Linked DNA regions of Homo sapiens: region 2 is linked to region 1. A link is an interaction called in ENCODE POLR2A ChIA-PET data of the cell type or tissue named here. Cell type or tissue: MCF 10A. All regions are shown on one strand. Links, peaks and the distances in the headings refer to the core of each region. The heading gives the core; the rest is flanking DNA.

Region 1 (2,925 bases), core at 1-2,500:
AATGCGTAGTAATACATCTGGTTACAAGAGTGAAACTGGGCTCCCCCAGAGCTTGCCTTGAGGCGGTGCCCTCCTCTGGGCCAGCTGCAGAGCCTTCTTATTCTCATGTCAGGGAGGCCTGCCAGAGCTGTTCACCAGTACTGTTATTCAGAAGGCGTCCCCAGGCTGACGTGTAGTAATTTAAATGTTGGAATGTAAATTCCTTGAGGTTCTTTGTGGGTTTTCTTTTTTTTTTTTTTTTTTTTGGTTTGTTGACAATTTAATATTCTTCAGTGATGTCTGGGGCATGGGAAGCACTCTATTTCTTGAATTTAATGTTGCATGGGTAAGGATGTTTTCAAGAAGAGCTGTGATCTTTTAAAAGACATGTTGCATGATAAAAGTGTCTTTAACCTTTACATAGAATACTTCAGTAACAACAACATGAGACATGCCTTTACTAGCAGTTAGGTAAAACCATACTCATAAAAGTTGCAACTTCTTGGCTTGCTTTTCAAAAATGTCCAAGCCTCTATGATGTAAGATTTTGTCTAAAACCAGGACAAATCTAAGAAAGTTAACTTACTGTTAAAAATTGAAGGCATTAGGGGAGGTAGGTGTTGGGGCCAAAGCTTTGTTACTGTGGTATGTAACATGAAGTGTGTTTGTTTCTTTAACATACAGAGCCTGCTCCAGTTCCCCCAATACCCAATGAACAGCAGTTAGCCAGACTGACGGATTATGTGGCTTTCCTTGAAAACTGATTTATCACTCTGAGTTCAAGATTCATCTTCAGAATCCTGTATACTGACAAACGTAGAAATGTAAAGTTTGTATTTTCAATTTATTGGATGGCTTAAGCACCTCAGCATTCCTTACTATGTGATAAAATACATATAGAATATAAGATATACTATATACATTTTGTCCATAAACGTTATGCTGAATAGTTGTTGAAACAGTTCTCATTTTGTAGTATTTAATAATCTGGATGGAGCCTGTCAGTATTACAGTTAGTTTTCTAGTGACTCATAAAATAAGATTTCCTGTTTCATGTAGAATAGTGTTTGTCAACTGTCTTTTCTCTGTCCCAGCACATGCCGTACTCTTATATGTACCATTGGTTGATAATTATAATGATTCATTTGGACTTGAAGAAAGATTGTCCCCAGGCACAGTATCTGAATCACTGGGGATTATGATTCACCCTCTTTGGAGAACATGCTCTCTTTTCACCCCCCACCTCCTGAGAGCCACTAATGTAAGATACAGAAACATAGCTGAGGAACAAATAGACCATTTCCATACTAAACCAGTTTGTTAACTTTAGATTTTTTCCAATAGTGTGAGTATATCCATTGCTGGCAGTGGAGGGCTTGCCATGAAAATGCAACTTATTTAAGACATTTATGAGACATATTAACTTGTGCTGTCGCCTTTTAGAAGGAGAAACTTAAGTGTGGAATGCATTATATGGGCAAAGAAGCTATGAAGATACATGATACACTTTGTACAACTATCCTGCAGCCCATTGGTTGCTTATATTTATCGCTTGGCTCAAGTTCTGCCCTTTGGAGAAATACTGAGCAAGTCTTTCATTCTCTGTGTGACAGCCCTCTGAATATTTGAAGTTGTTTGTTGTAACTTAAGGTTATAACAGCCCTTAGTTCATTTACTCTGCATTTGTTCAATAAATATTTAACTGAATTCTTCAATTATTTCATCTAAGATAGTTTCTGGAAATTTCACTCTCGATCTTTCTGTGGACACAATCTATTTTGTCATTGTGTCTATATGAATCTCTTAAGTAGAAATGAGTTGTATGGTGAATCTGTGTAGTGATAATTATATAATTTATTTATTTTGAATGCATTTTAGTGGCTATTTCAGTTTTTCTTAACATATATGGGAATACTTTTTGAATTGCAATTTTATTTAACCCGGATAGGTAAGTCATATTAAAATTCCTTGTTTTACAGTTGAGGAAATGGGAATTCAAGAAGTCAGAGGATCAGGAGAGTGATCAAGAGAATGACAGTGCCAGTTTTTTTAACTTCCAGGTATTAAGTACAAATTGTATCCATGGTTATTTTTTAAAAGCAGATTAGAGTCAATCCAAATATTCATTAATAGGGGATTGTTTGAATAAACAGCAGTGTAGACTACGCAGGTGTAAAAGGAGTGAAGATCTCTATACTAAACTGGAATGATCTCCAGAGTGAGAACATAGAAAGCACATGTAGTTTATATGGTTATTTTGAGGGTAACAAAAGGAGAATGATTACAATTATATATATGTACATATTTCCTTATATTTCAAAACTAAGCAATTGGGGGATATATACAAAATGAATATAATAGTTCCCTAAAGAGGAAGGAGAGGACAGTGAACTACTACATAGAGAAAAAATAATCTCAAGTGATCAAACACAATATTTCAATTTTACATTGTCAGTGGGATATACACTAAGGACAGAAAAAAATCTTAGACTAATGAATGTGGTTTTTCATGATTAATTTCACAAAATCTTGATATCTTTTTTATTATTAAAAGTATAGATTAAATTAATAATCATGTAACATTAGACCCCAGTAATCTTAAATTTGACATGGAAACCTCATTATATGCTTTATTTTTCTTTGTAAACAGTAAATATTTCCCACTCCTGTCTACATGAAAAGGTCTAGAGTAATTACAGTTCAGTAACAATGAGCACCACTAGTACCCAGATGGTGTTCTTTCATTTTCATTTGCAATTAAAAGGAATCAGAACTTATTTGCAAAACAGCTAATAGTTCCAGGGCAGTAAGTGTACAAGTTCATATCTGGTACAAGATGTCCAGGATTCAAGGAGGCTCTTAAAGACTTGGGATTCTGTCAAAGGGTTATACAAGCCAACTTGAAGGGATTTCTACAGGCCATGTAAAAATGAGACAGTTTGAGCA
Region 2 (2,925 bases), core at 249-2,748, 190 kb after region 1:
AGTCACCATTAGCTATTGTTTTTGTTTATTATTCTCATCATTATTTGGTCAGGGTCACTTTGATCAAAGCCAGGGTACAATCTGTTGCTTCTCCATGAGTGCCTTATTCTTTGGGTCTCTCCAAAGCCCAGGATACATTCTTCTGTGACTTTTCACTGTCCATTGCTCATGCTCCTTTACGAGGTTTGAGAGATGAGTGCCAGCACTGTATTTGGGAGCCGCTGCAGCTCTGCACAGACCCAGAACGTCATGTGCTTTCCCCTCGGCGTGGCCAGGGAGAGCTCGTCTACCCCCGCGTGCTACTCGCCAGCTTTCCCCACTTCGAGGGCGGAGCTCAGTGGCTTAGCGTGAAGTGATCAAATGAGTGTTTACACCAAAGCACTCTATGGGTCTATATCAATATTTCTAAGAATCGTTTCATTTATAGAAATTATTACCCAGCTGACCTGTTATCATGTACAACAGCTTCACTGGCAAAAGCATCATATTCTAGATCGGGGCTTAGCAAACTTTTCTGTAAAGGACCAGAGAGTGAATATTTTCAGCTTTGTGGGCCACACACAATCCTGTTTTATAATCTTCTCGTTTTTTGTTACAACTTTTAAAAAATGCAAAGCAACAACAACCAAAAATAAATAAATAAATAACCCACTCTTAACCTGTGGACTATACAGAAAGAGTTTGTGGGCCAAAATTTGCCCACTGGCCATAGTTTGCTGATCCCTGTTCTAGATGTCTGATTTGCTTTGTATTGGACAGTTTGGCAATAGGAAGAATACACACTTAAATTTTCTTCTCTTTGGCAGAATTGCATTAAAAATCAATTCTTTTTAGCTTTTAGGAAACTGAACTCTCGCAGAGATTTAATTGGAAGAGAACCAGCATTTCATTGAAACATATTTGGAAACACGTTGTGTATATTGAGACACACACACAGACACGGTCTCTGTACTCCAAGTAGTTGAAGTCAACAAATGTGTCTGAACTTTTTTAGCTGGTTTCCATGGGAACGTAGATGAAAACAAAACGTATATTCTGAGGAAGCACCAGGTTTTCTGGCTGAGGAAACGTTTTCTGAGTTAACTCTGAAGGGTGTTTTATTTCCAAGAGTGACGGCTTGGTTGATTCTCTCCTCTCCCTCCTCTTTTCTGTCTTCTCCTCCTCCCCTCTCTGTGTGTTCCCCGCGCCACATGTGCCCTTCGTGGTTCTGTGTCCCTCTCTGCACCCTCACCCCCTCCTTGCTGCCGCTCCTGGGCCTCTGGATGAAGCCTCCGCATCTGGTTTCCATCTCCCTGCGCCGCGGGACTGAAGCCCGGCCGACCCAGATTTCCCGTTCATAAATCATTACTCATCTGGAGCCCAGCCAGGAGCACTTCAGGGACTGTTTACTCAGCACGTCTCCTTTTTCAGAAGAACTGCTTCCCTTCTGTGTCGTTTCAAGTCTGGCTGCCATCTTCTACGTTGATCATTTTCCCCATTTTTATCTTTGAAAAGCAGACAAGAGAGGAATTCACTGTGATAAGGCATTTAAATGAGCTGTATCAAACGTACAGCTGGGTCAAACATAAGAGTTTATTCTAATAAAAGTGGCGAGAAATTCGGAAGTACATACATATTGTGGTAAGAACATATGATATTTGATATTTTAAGTAAACTTTGCAGAAGTAGAGGGAGTTAACACATAATCATAGCTATGTGCCAGGTAACACTTGAAATGTTAACTGAATGCTCACGGCAACTCTACACTATAGGTGCTATTAACCTTATTTTACAGATGAGGAAACTGAGGCACAGAAAACATAACTACTAATAACGTGCCCATCTGCTAGTAAATGACGATCCTCTGACAAGGACCCAGTCTGGCACCAGAGCTTCTGCTCTCTCAAGCAGCTGATTCAACTGCTTCTTCGTTTCTTCAACTGTAAAATCATTTCCATTTCACAGATGGGGAAACTGAGGCTCCAAAAGTTAAGCAAATGAAGCTGTAACAGCTATTTTCAAATATTTCCAAACTGTCTCTTTCCTTAGTACTTCCAATGTGTTTTAGTGCTGTACTGCGTGTGTTTACAGTAAACTCCCAAGAAGTTTAAAAATTCCTCTATGTGTCATTAAGGTTTCCAAAAACTACTTTAATTTTTCCATTTTTCACAGAAGCATGTGACTTGCATAGATTTCTCTTAAATGATTTATAAGAGAAATAAAATGAATGTCAAAATGTTTTTACCTAAGAACGGAGTAAATCAGATATTTTTCCTATGGTCATAATGCCAATGACTTCAGAGGAATTTAACGATGAAAATGGAAACATAAAATAAGATAAAGGGCACTGAGTGCTGTTCTAATTTCTGAGTCATATTTTTGGGAAATAATTAATATAAAGAATACTCAGTGACCATTTTCCATGTTTATTCAGTGATAAACACCATGCCAGCTGCTGGGAGAAAAGAGACACATTAAGTAATTTATCTTCCTGCAAAGAGTGACACTGCAGTGGTAGTACATAAGGGTTGGAATGACATTCTTGTCAATTACAGCATTTTGTAGAAATGCAGTTTCTTTGAATGTGAAGGATCAGCTGATCTGTCACCATCATTTTCCAACTGGTATGTTATTGGGGTGGGTTGGGAAAGGGGGCTAGGTTGTGCTGCAGTAACCAACAACTCCAAAATCTCAGTAGGTTAATCCAGCCAAATTTATTTTTTCACTCACATTACCAGTCCTATATAGGACAGCAGAGGCCTCTACTCCACACAGTCACTCAAGGATCAAGGTGATTATGCCTCTACAGTTTTGTACCTAAACCATCAAAAACATGGGGCCTGCATAGAGAGACTGAAGAAAATAGCATGGCTTTTTATGAACTCAACAAGAAAGAACACTCATCTTTTGTCCTTGGCCAGAATTCATTGTCCAGACCCACTACCT

Evidence for each region. Peaks named below come from ENCODE experiments on the same cell type or tissue, not always from the same donor. Only the 100,000 strongest peaks of a DNase experiment are listed, where the experiment ranks them.
Region 2: POLR2A ChIA-PET joins it to region 1 with 12 read pairs; 2 of 35 experiments call an interaction of 5 or more read pairs at or near these places.

The regions. Positions count from the first base shown.
Region 1 is chr2:237,097,000-237,099,924 of GRCh38, forward strand. It overlaps COPS8 (COP9 signalosome subunit 8), which reads left to right. Exons shown (of 8, transcript NM_006710.5): 8 at 664-2,925. The coding sequence ends at 743. Among named protein-coding and RNA genes, the nearest start is that of COPS8, 13 kb to the left of the region's middle. In MCF 10A, for the core only: no CTCF peak of the experiment used is centred there; DNase peaks (open chromatin) are centred at 112 and 1,152.
Region 2 is chr2:237,290,263-237,293,187 of GRCh38, forward strand. It overlaps LOC105373954 (a long non-coding RNA gene), which reads right to left. Exons shown (of 4, transcript XR_924039.3): 4 at 1-1,484. Among named protein-coding and RNA genes, the nearest start is that of COL6A3, 120 kb to the right of the region's middle. In MCF 10A, for the core only: no CTCF peak of the experiment used is centred there; DNase peaks (open chromatin) are centred at 999 and 1,359.